2 separate regions of the Homo sapiens genome follow, and region 2 is linked to region 1. A link is a loop called in an ENCODE intact Hi-C map of the cell type or tissue named here. Cell type or tissue: HepG2. All regions are shown on one strand. Each heading gives the region's core, and the rest is flanking DNA. Links, peaks and the distances in the headings are about the cores only. Region 1 overlaps CTIF (cap binding complex dependent translation initiation factor). Region 2 overlaps CTIF (cap binding complex dependent translation initiation factor).

Region 1 (5,377 bases), core at 135-5,134:
AAGCACATGAAAAGATGTTCAACGTCATTAGTCATCAGGGAAATGCAAATCAAAACCACAATGAGATACCACTTTACACCCACTAGGATGACTATAATCAAAAAGACATAATAACAAGTGTTGGTGAGGATGTAGAGAAACTGGAACCCTCAAGCATTGCTAAAGCGATTGTAAAGTGGTGCAGCCATTTTGAAATACAACCTGGCGTTCTTCAAAAGGTTAATATAGAGTCACTATACCACCCAGCAATTCCAATCCTAGGTATATACCCAAGAGAATTAGAAACATACATCCACACAAAGACCTGTACTTGAACATTCAGAGCAGCATTATTCATAATAGCCAAAATATGGAAACAACCCCCAAAGCTCCATCCATTGACAAAGGAATACATAAAATGTAGAGTAACCACCTAATGGAACATTACTCAGTGATAAAAAAAAAATGAAGAGCTGAGATATGCCACAACATGGATGAACCTTGAAACTATTACACTAAGTGAAAGAAGCCAGTTACAAAAGAGAACATATTGTATAACTCCATGTTTATAAAATGTCCAGAATAGACAAATCTATAGAGAAAGCACATAAGTGGTTGCCTAGGGCTGAGGAAGCTGGGGAAAAATGAGAGTTATGGTAATGGGCGTAAAAGGTGAGGAAATGTCCTGGGGTTAGATAGTGTTGAGGGTTGCACAACATCGTCAATATATTTAAAACCATCCACTTTAGGCTGGACATAGTGGCTCATACCTGTAATCCCAGCACTCTGGGAGGCCCAGATGGGCGGATCACTTGAGCCCAGGAGTTCGAGGCCAGACTGGGCAACATGGTGAAATGCCTTCTCTACAAAAACTACAAAAAAATTAGCCAGGCATGGTGGTGTGTACCTGTGGTCCCAGTTACTTGGGAGGCTGAGGCAAGAGGATTGCTTCATCCTGGGAGATAGAGGCTGCAGTAAGCCATGATTGCACTACTGCACTCCAGCCTGGGTGACAAAGCGAGACTATCTCAAACAAACAAACAAAAGAAACAAGAAGACAAAAAAAATCCACTTCAAAAGGGTGAATGTTATGTTATATGAATTTTTTATCTCAAAAAAGCTTTTATCTAAAATAGGTACTAGAGAAAGAGCTGAAGATGAGGGCCACGCAGGGGCTATGGCACTATCCTTCAGTGTCCTGGCCAAAGACAAACAAAATATGGCAGAAGGGAAGTCCAGGTGTGAGAGAAGCCGGGGAAGGAACGGCGCATCTCAGCAGCAGGATCCTACACACCGTCTCTGGATTAAATCTCTTAGGGTGAAAGAATAGGGCCAACAAGACTATTTTCTTCTGGACATGGCTTTTGACATCACCCACCTTAAAAACCTAAATACCGTTGCTACCACCTGGTCCTGGGGCGGAAACACAGGTCAGATTCCAATCTACCCAAACTCCCCGCCTCAGGTGGATGAGGCAGCATTTGTCTAGAGCCACAATTTCTGTTTGTGATTTTCTCCTCACGTCTCCAACCTCAAGTCCTGGCTCCCCCAGGCCAGCCTGTGAAACTCAGTCAGTATCACACCCTGACACCAGGGCTCTGGGCAGACCCTGTCCCCGCAGATCATCCCAGGGGAATGGAGGCCACGACTTGCAATATCAAGGTGCTCTCATAGGACATATTCCACATAAGCAGCTCTCAAAGTTTTAAGAATAATTAACAATTTCACCCTTCTAGAATGTTCTCTCCTCAGTGGCGAAGCCCAGAAAACCAAAACCACACAAAAGACAAGCCCTAAACCACCAAAACAAGTTAATGGAGGAGAATAGGGAATTACGGTGTAAATAGGAGAATTTTAAAAGTGCATTTGAGCAGACCGAATCCTCCCTGCGTCCTTTTATTCTCTGCTTTCTTAGTGTCATACTCAAATCCTGTACTCAGGGCACCATGGAACCTTGTTTCATTTGGTATTACGGAGAGACTTAGTGTCAGCAATTAAACGGTTACGCCCCGGCTGGCACAGCGAATCTGGAAAAAGAACCTCCATTCAGAGGTGGCTTCTCCCGGCTTATTTCTGCTGTTTGTGTTGGCTGAAGCAGAGAACCGCATAGAAAGAGGACTCTCAACGTGAGCAGAGTGGCAAGTGGGACCCAGGGTGAGGGCAGCGCCTAAATGGGCAGACAGCAAGGTCCGCAGATGAACCAAAAGGCCATCTCAAGAAGGGACTTCACTGGCACCAGTACCCCGCCTCCCTTCCCCAGCTACCGCAAATTCTTCTATCTCTTCAGCTTTGCAATGACAATGGCCAGGCCAGAGGACAGGGGAACACATCACGCGACACTGAGTGTTCCTCCCTTGGGTCAGCAGCTGGCCTGGGCAAAGCCCAGAAGGCCACATATTTGATCTTCCAAAGGTCAACCCTGCCCCGGGCAGCCTCAGTGCAAGTGACCATACACCCCCAAAACACAGGCCCCATCCTCGGCGCCTCTCGGGCCAGGGCAAGGGGGCACACCTGGGTGCTCTGTACACAGGCGCCGCTGCCCGAGGACCGGGAGGGACAATCCACAAGCCTGCATTGTTCTTCGGCGGCTCTCTGAGGCCGATTGTTCCACAGTGCACGTTTCTGCAGCACAGGCCCTGCCTGGCATGTGTGGGTCTCCACAAATGTTTGTGGTTGGCTCCCCAGGGTGAAAAGCAAGAGTTAGAGTCAGCAAAGCACTCTCATTGACTAGGCCTTCGTCCAGGCAAAAGCCCTTACTCCAACAGTTTACCTTGGAGAGAGAAGGCTGCACGGGGTGGTTGCTGTTCTGTGTTTACTGTGGATAACTAGGGCTTGGGGTTGCGGCCACAGCCCAGCACATGTGTGTGCACAAAGCAGCCTTCATCAAAAGGCATCCGGGGCAGGGAGGCTTTAGGACGGCCCCGGTCTGAGCCTGAGGGCAGAGACCCTCCCGGGAGAGCAAAGCTGCATCTCCACGGACCTTCCATCCCCTCAGAGGGTGAGGGAGCCTCTCAATGGGGGTGCATAGATAAATAAAGCCTGTGCTGGGGGTTGCAGGGCTTGGAGGTCCTGACACCGCAACTCTGTTCCACTCACAGTGCGCTGCTGTAATCCAGCTGGGTCAGCTTTAAACCCCTGAAGGCAAAAGAAAATCGAAAATTAATCTAATTAAAGTCGGCAGTGTTCACAGTAAGGAAAATTCTGGTATTTTGCCAAGAGTCTCTGTCACTGGCCAGCTTTGTGGGAAAAAGGCACGGGGTCTGGATCCCAGTGGGTTGAAGATGGAGTTCTGGTTCTGTTACTCGGCCGTGTTGCCATAGAACAGCTGTCGGGGGGCAAAGCATCACCTGCATTACAGAACTGTTTTGAGGGTACATGAGAAAAGATGTAAAAGATGTAAAGTCCCTGGTAAATTTTAAACACTCAACAAAAGTGGCTGGACTCAAGGCCTACGTGCTGACCTGACGGCGGCCTGCTTGGCCACCTCAAAAGGGGAAGCTGGGACCTTTCCCCTGCACCCTGGACCCTGCCCCCAGGAGTCCTGGCAGAGGCGGGGCTCCCTGTGTCTGGAACTGGGAGCTCCAAGGAGCAAAATTCTGAAAACCTGGTCATACCCAGTTCCCAACACCTGTCATCACTATTACTCTTTATCTCATTTGGCCCTCCAAGCAGCCCCTTGAGGTAGACATGTGGCTAGCCCATATTTCTATTCTCCCCATTTTAAAGATTCAGAGAGGGAGTGAGTCTTGGGCCAGGTCACACAGGAAGTCACCTACCTCAAGAGCTGGGTCTCTGACAGTCCAGGGCTGTGTCTAATGAAAGAGCTAACATTGATCGAGTGTCCCAGCATTTCACACCACACTCCTAGGGGACGAGATAGTCGCCACACTTCCCAGTGTGTGGCTGGATGCTCAGAAACGTAGCGCAAGTGACTCCGGGTCTAGCAGCTTTTGCTTTTCTGTTCTGAGGGAAGCCAGTCACCTTTCAATAAAGCCAACAACACCATGCTGAAAGGAGGCCCAAGCTAACCACACACAGACACCACGCAGAGAAGAATGGAGGGTCCCAAGCGGCCCTGGGCTGAACCACAAGGAACAGAGATGCCCTGACCTTTTCCCAGCCCACTCTCTACCCCCTAAAACTCCTGCCCAAAGTGCAGAACTCTGAGCAAATAATAAAAGGATGGTCGTTTTAAGACATTAATTTTGTTTCCTTTTTTAATGCAATATTATGCACTCGTTTTTATGCACAGGATAATGCAGGCTATGGAGAAAAATAAAACAGAGGAGGCAAAGAACTGGGGGAGAGGGAGCAAATTTAAACAGGATAGTCAGGGAATTATTTAAGCCCATTCACCACAAAGCCACTTGGAAAGAAAAATAAATTTATCCCCAAATGGGTGCAACTCCGGGCAGCTGGCATCTGTCTGAACTGAAGAGCGGCAGGAACAGAGACCCTCCCTCTTCAGAGTGACAGCAGGAAGCCGCCCCGGCAGGAAGGAGGAGCTGGAAGACAGTTTCAGGAAAGAAGAGGTGAGGGGAGGTCTTGCTGAGAGGAGGTGAGACCTGGTGAGATGACTGCAAATCAGACCTGAGGGTGCCCGGTGACACCAGACTCCACTCCGTGGAAGGTGACCTGTATGGCCAAGCACTGCTGGGGATGCGACTGCCTTCCCCCTGGGTAATGACACCAGCCACCAGGGGTGTCAGAGGGCCCAGGACAGCACCTGATACAGAGGCGGCCAGAGGCATGGTGAGCAGGATGTCCTCAGATATACTTGCACATTCACAGTGCAGTGTGCTGCCTTCCCGTCCCCGCACAGTGATGGCACACTGCGAATGGCCAGCGTGGGTGGCTGGATATGGCCCTTGTCCGCTGACCTGACCTAACCACACCCCTCTCAAGCTCCGCCCTGCCACCATGTGTCAACCTGGAGCTTTTGTCACAGAAACCACCTGGAGCTTTTGTCACAGAAACCTGCCTTCATTAACTCCCCATCATCTAATTAGAGGGATTCAAAAGTGGGGTGCCTGAGTGATCACTGGGTCATAGAAAGAAAATATTAGAATGCTTACTTTTTGAAACTTATCTTGTTAAATTTCTTTGTTGGTATGTTTTTAAAATGTACACACTGTACATCAGTGCAACATTACACATGTACAAAAATAAACAGACAATGAGCCAAGTGTACACATTTGTCTTTTCCTGCAAAGTAAGCCATTTTGGAGACCCCTGGCCTGGGTCACATGGAGGACACAGGGCCAGGCAGGTGACTGGAATAAATGGGGAGGGGGAGGTCATGAAACACAGGGATGTCCCGTGCTCTGCTGGCCTTCCAAGCCCTGCACGTAGTGTTTTAAAGCTGCTCTGACCCCAGCAGCTCTGTGGGCTGAGCCAG
Region 2 (5,377 bases), core at 329-5,328, 54 kb before region 1:
CTGCCTTGTCCAAGGCCATCCATAACTGTACATTTGCCAACCAAAAGTCACTTCCTGAGTGCCTTCTGTGTGGGGCCCTCAACAAAGAGTGTCCCCACACAGGAGAGGTCAGATGACATGTCAAATAACAGCAATGAGAGGGGGGTGGGGACGGCACGGCTGAGATGAAGAAGAGTGTGCTCTCGGCAGGGGCTGTAAGGGAGGAAAAGCAGGCAACCCAGGGTTCCCAGAGAAGAGTGAGGTGCCCAAGAGGGGCAACAGGCTCAGTAGAACGTGGCCAGCTTAGGGCAGATGGCGGCTGTCAGGCTAAAGAACTCAGAGACACTTCCTCCATATGCAGGGGTTGAAGGCTTCTGTTAGGGGAGGCTGAACTGGCCCAGGGGGGAAGTGGGGAAGGAGGGTCCCACATTGGGGTTCATTAGCAGTGGTGGTAGAGATGGAAATGAAGCAGTGGATCTCAGAGTGTGGAACAGATGAGCAGCAGGCAAAGCGGGTGATCTGTGCACAAGAAAGCCAGCAAGATGGTGGAGTCCACAGAGCCTCATTCCAGAGACCCAACAAAGCCGGAGGCGGGCACAACCCCCAGCAGGAGGAGGGACTGTGGCCCTGCGTGTGACTGTGTAAATGGGGAGGAGTGAAGTGTGAATGATCACACTTAGCACAGCAAGCTCTACCCACTGGGCTTGTGGGGCTCCATCTCAAACCCCAGCCCAGCAGTAGCCCCAGAGGCAACCTGTCCAGGGCTACTGCCTGAATCCCCTCCATCAGAGACACGCTTCTTCCCTGGCCCTAAAGGCCCTCTGGTAGCCCTCCCTTCCCTATTCCGAAGTTCCTCCCCATCCCTGCTGGGATTCTGCTCTCAACACCAGCTTCTTGTGGCACAGGCACCACCACCTCCTGCCTCCCGTTTGCCTTCTCTGAGACACCGCCTAGAAAATCTCCAGAAATGGACCTCCCCAGAACCTGTCCTGATCTATAGGAGATGAGTCAAGAATGAAGAAGGGTCCACCTCTCCAGACCCGCTCCTCAGTCCGGGCCAGGGCTTGAAATCCCACACATTTCCCTTTCAAGGCAAACAGGCTTACAGCTTTGAGCCTCCTGAACCTTTAAGTTCTCTTGGGGGTAAAGGTGGTGTCTTACTTGAAAAGGTCATCAAACAGAAAGGCGGGAAACGTGGGAAGTTTGTTAGATATGGGAACGATGAGCATCAAATTCACAAGAGTGGTTTAAAGGCCTCAACCACAGCTATTAAAATTCGTGTCTTAATTTAAAAACCTGGAACAAACATGACACAGGGTTAAGACTTAATAAACATGAGAGTACAGGTGTTTGTTCTCCACTCAAAATAGATGTGCATTTTATTATTCTCTGTTATCAGTCCATCTTAAGTATTTCACAATAAAAAACAATGAAAATAAGCTATTTGTCTTTACATCCCAGGATGAAGAGTGTTTTATTGTTTGTTTGTCTTGTTTTTGAGACGGAGTCTCACTCTGGCCCAAGCTGGAGTGCAGTGGCACAATCTTGGCTCACTGCAACCTTCCCCTCTGGGGCTCAAGCAATTCTCCTGCCTCAGCCTCCCAAGTAGCTGGGACTACAGGCGTTCTCCACCACACCCGGTTAATTTTTTTGTATTTTTAGTAGAGACAGGGTTTCACCATGTTGCCCTGGATGGTCTCAAACTCCTGAGCTCAGGTGATCCACCTGCCTTGGCCTCCCAAGTGCTAGGATTACAGGTGGGAGCCACCACACCCGGCCAGTGTTTTATGAGCAGAGATTGGGAAAGATTGGGGAGACCCCAGGGTACTGAGCATTGGAGGAGGAGGAGAGAGAAGCAAGAAGCTCAGAGTGTGGGAGGCTGGAGGTGCTAAAGCTAGACCAGGCCCCCATTTCAGTGGTGCCTAAAACTCCTCCAAGAGACCAGCCCTACCAGATATCAAAGTATCTCATAAAGCTAGAGCCCGGGCTGGGTGCGGTGGCTCATGCCTGTAATCCCAGCACTTTGGGAGGCTGAGGAGGGTGGATCACGAGTTCAGGAGATCAAGACCATCCTGGCTAACACGGTGAAACCCCGTCTCTACTAAAAAATACAAAAAAATTAGCCAGGCGTGGTTGCAGGCACCTGTAGTCCCAGCTACTTGGGAGGCTGAGGCAGGAGAATGGCATGAACTCGGGAGGCAGAGCTTGCAGTAAGCAGAGATCGCGCCACCGCACTCCAGCCTGGGCAACAGAGCGAGACTCCAACTCAAAATAAATAAATTAATTAAAAAAAAAAAAAAAGCTAGAGACAAAAAAGCTGTTGAACCAGTACAGGAATAAAAGAGCAGATCAACTGATAAAACTGCACCCACAAGCAAATTAATGTACAAATGGGAACCTCATATAGGTAAGGATTGTGTTTTGAATTGAGGGAGAGACTCATCAATAAATACATGGTATTGAGACAACCACCCAGCCATTGAAAAATTGACCTTAGATATCTGCCTTGCACTATTCTTGGAAAACACATTCCAAGGTGATTGAAATCTGAGATGCAAATTTTAAACTACATCAAAATTTCAAACTTCTAAGCGACAAAAGAAATCATGAACAAATAAAGACAAGTGAGAAGCTACTTGCAACATGCACAGTCGCCCACCCCCCCAACCCTGAGGGATCCATTCCAAGATTCCCTAGTGGATGCCTGAAACCGTGGGTGGTAAAAAGCCCTACATCTGTTTGTGATCCTGTAACAGAGATGTCTGCTCAGTGACTCTGGGCTGGGCAGTGACGCGCAGGTAGAGGATACAGCCTAGAAACGCTGGACAAAGGGATGATTCATGTCCCGGGAGAGACAGCATGAGATTTCATCATACTGCTTGGAATGCCATACAATTTAAAATGTATAAATTGTTTATTTCTGGAATTTTTCATTTGACATTTTTGGACTGTAGTTGACCGTGGGTAACTAAAACCATGGAAAGCAAAACAGTGGATAAGGGGAGCCTGCTGTGTAGCAAAGAATTAATCACCAGACTATATAAAGACTTCTCTTAAATCTAGGCACTGTTCTAAGTCCATTGCACTTACTAACATTTACTCTTCATGGCTGCTGAGGCACTCTTACCTTCTCTAATTAGCAAACATGGAGACTGAAGCACAGTGTGGTTAAGTAACTCACCCAGGAATACACAGCCAAAAAGTGGCAGCATGAGCAAAGGACAGAAATAGGGATCATTCAAAGACCCAGGAAAAATGACTGATATTAAACACAATATGTCATCTTGGATTAGACAAAGATCACAGCCAATTTTTTTTTTTTTTTGCTCTAAACAATATTACTGGGAAAATTGCTGAAAGAGCTGTAGGTTTAATCACAGCATTCTATCAATGTTCATTTCCTATACTGTATCATGTCCTTGTTCTGAGGAAATACACACTGGAGTGTCAAGGGATACAGGGGCATCATGTCTGGAACTAACTCTCAAATGATTTAGAAAGAAGTTTTACATACAATTATATGTATAAATTATATATATCATAAGATATATTTAGAGAGAGAGTGTGGGTACAAATGTAGTAAGATGTTAATCGGATATGCAAGAATTGTTTGCACTATTATTGTAATTTCTATGTATATTTGAAATTATTTCAAAATGCATAGTTATTTTAAAGGTCATCTTACCCAGGGCTTCTTAACCGAGGGTGGCGTCAGACACCCAGGGGGGATTTTGGGGGTCCACAGGCCAGGTCTTCCCCAGTGTCTGAATGCATAGGTGGTGGTGGAATGTGACCTCTGTGTGTAAAACCTGTGCCAGGTGGGGGCTGCACAATGCAACCAGGGCTCTCACCAATGCCTTCATTTCCCTGAAGGGAGACTTGAGGCTGAAGGGAAATGGCTTCCTCCCAGTCTCACAGACCCCAGTCAGAATCCTGCTAGCCTGAAGACCCAACTTCTCAAAGACAGGAGTGTGCATGACATCTTCCTTTCTCCTGGGCACATGGGCTTACTGACATGGGGAGGAGAACCAAGACCCTGATGTGGGACCCAAGGCTGGCTGGCAGCTCATTCTCTATCCAGTGATATTTTAGAAAAGACCTGTGCTAAGAGGGACAGGATGCTGCTGATGGCTGAGATTTGAGAGAGAGAGAGGGAGGCTTTTGCTCCCATCTTTTAAGGAACAAACAACTTTCCTGTTGTAGAGAATGCTTGCGTGATTAGGAGCTTGAGTTCTTGAAGCAGAGAGTCCTGAATTCAGATCTCAGCTCCGCCACTTACTCTATGACCTTGGGCAAATCGCTTCATCCCCAGGACGAAGTTTCCCCCATCTGTAATAATAATAGGTCTACCAATAGCAGAGAGGATAAGTGGATGGTACGTGGAGACAGGCTGCCTGTTTCAAACCCCAGTCTTGCCATGTACTTGCTGTGTGGCCTCAGGAAGCTTAAGTCAACCTCTCTGTGCTTCAGTTTCCTCCCTTGTAAGATGGTAATAATAACAACATCTTCAAGACTAAATGAGTTAACATGTGAGAAACAATGCAAACAGTCTCCTTTGTTACTTCCTCCTCATCTCCCCAACTTCTTAAGTCAAGGCTCAATCTTTGATCCTCTCCTGTAAACTTCCTCACCCCCTGGGCTTAAAGCAGCACCCAGCTCATTATCCTCCTCTGAACACCACCAATGTGCATCGAACTGGTGGACCAACATCTCCTCTAAGGTGACTAATACTATCTTAAACCTTTCATGCCCAAACGGGACTCTTGACCTTTGCCCCCCAGAGCTGCTCTTCCAGGGTCTTGCATAGCTCATTTCTGCAAAGTCTATCCTATTTGCTCAGGCTAAAATCTTCAGGGTCAATCACAGTGTCAGCACTTTCCAAGCATACCTAGACTCTGAAGGCATCTCATCACCTCCAGTGACCACACGGCCCCAGTCTCCATTGCCTCTCCCCTGCAGCAAGGAGACGGCTTCCTGGTCTCTGCTTCCTCTCTTGCTGACCCCCTACCATAGCCTATTCTCTACATAGCATTCAGAGGGATCCCGTTTGACTGTGTGGTATGCCCCACACCAGAGTTTTGCCCTGGCCACTCCCTCTGCCTGGATACCCTTTCCCAGGTGGCCTCACTCTCACCTCCTTCAAATCCTCACTCCCTCCCTCCCTCCCTTCCTTCCTCCCCACCCTCCCCCCCAACCCTGTCTTCTTTCTTTTTCTTTCTTTCTGTTTTTTGTTTGTTTGTTTTGAGACAGGGTCTCACTCTCTTGCCCAGGCTGGAGTGAAGGGGTGTGATCTCAGCTCACTGCAACCTCTGGGTCCTGGGCTCAGGTGATCCTCCCACCTCAGCCTCCCCAGTAGCTGGGATCACAGGCATGCACCATCATGCCCAGCTAATTTTTG

What was found. Peaks named below come from ENCODE experiments on the same cell type or tissue, not always from the same donor. Only the 100,000 strongest peaks of a DNase experiment are listed, where the experiment ranks them.
Region 2: it touches region 1 in a loop (2.9-fold over the local background); 2 of 110 quality-filtered maps call a loop at or near these places.

The regions. Positions count from the first base shown.
Region 1 is chr18:48,573,225-48,578,601 of GRCh38, reverse strand. All of the region lies in intron 1 of CTIF (cap binding complex dependent translation initiation factor), which reads right to left. Among named protein-coding and RNA genes, the nearest start is that of CTIF, 37 kb to the right of the region's middle. In HepG2, for the core only: a CTCF peak has its summit at 4,676; a DNase peak (open chromatin) is centred at 2,421; H3K4me3 peaks cover 1,742 bases.
Region 2 is chr18:48,627,564-48,632,940 of GRCh38, reverse strand. The region is part of intron 2 of CTIF (cap binding complex dependent translation initiation factor); the gene reads right to left. Among named protein-coding and RNA genes, the nearest start is that of MIR4743, 40 kb to the left of the region's middle. In HepG2, for the core only: no CTCF peak of the experiment used is centred there; a DNase peak (open chromatin) is centred at 2,800.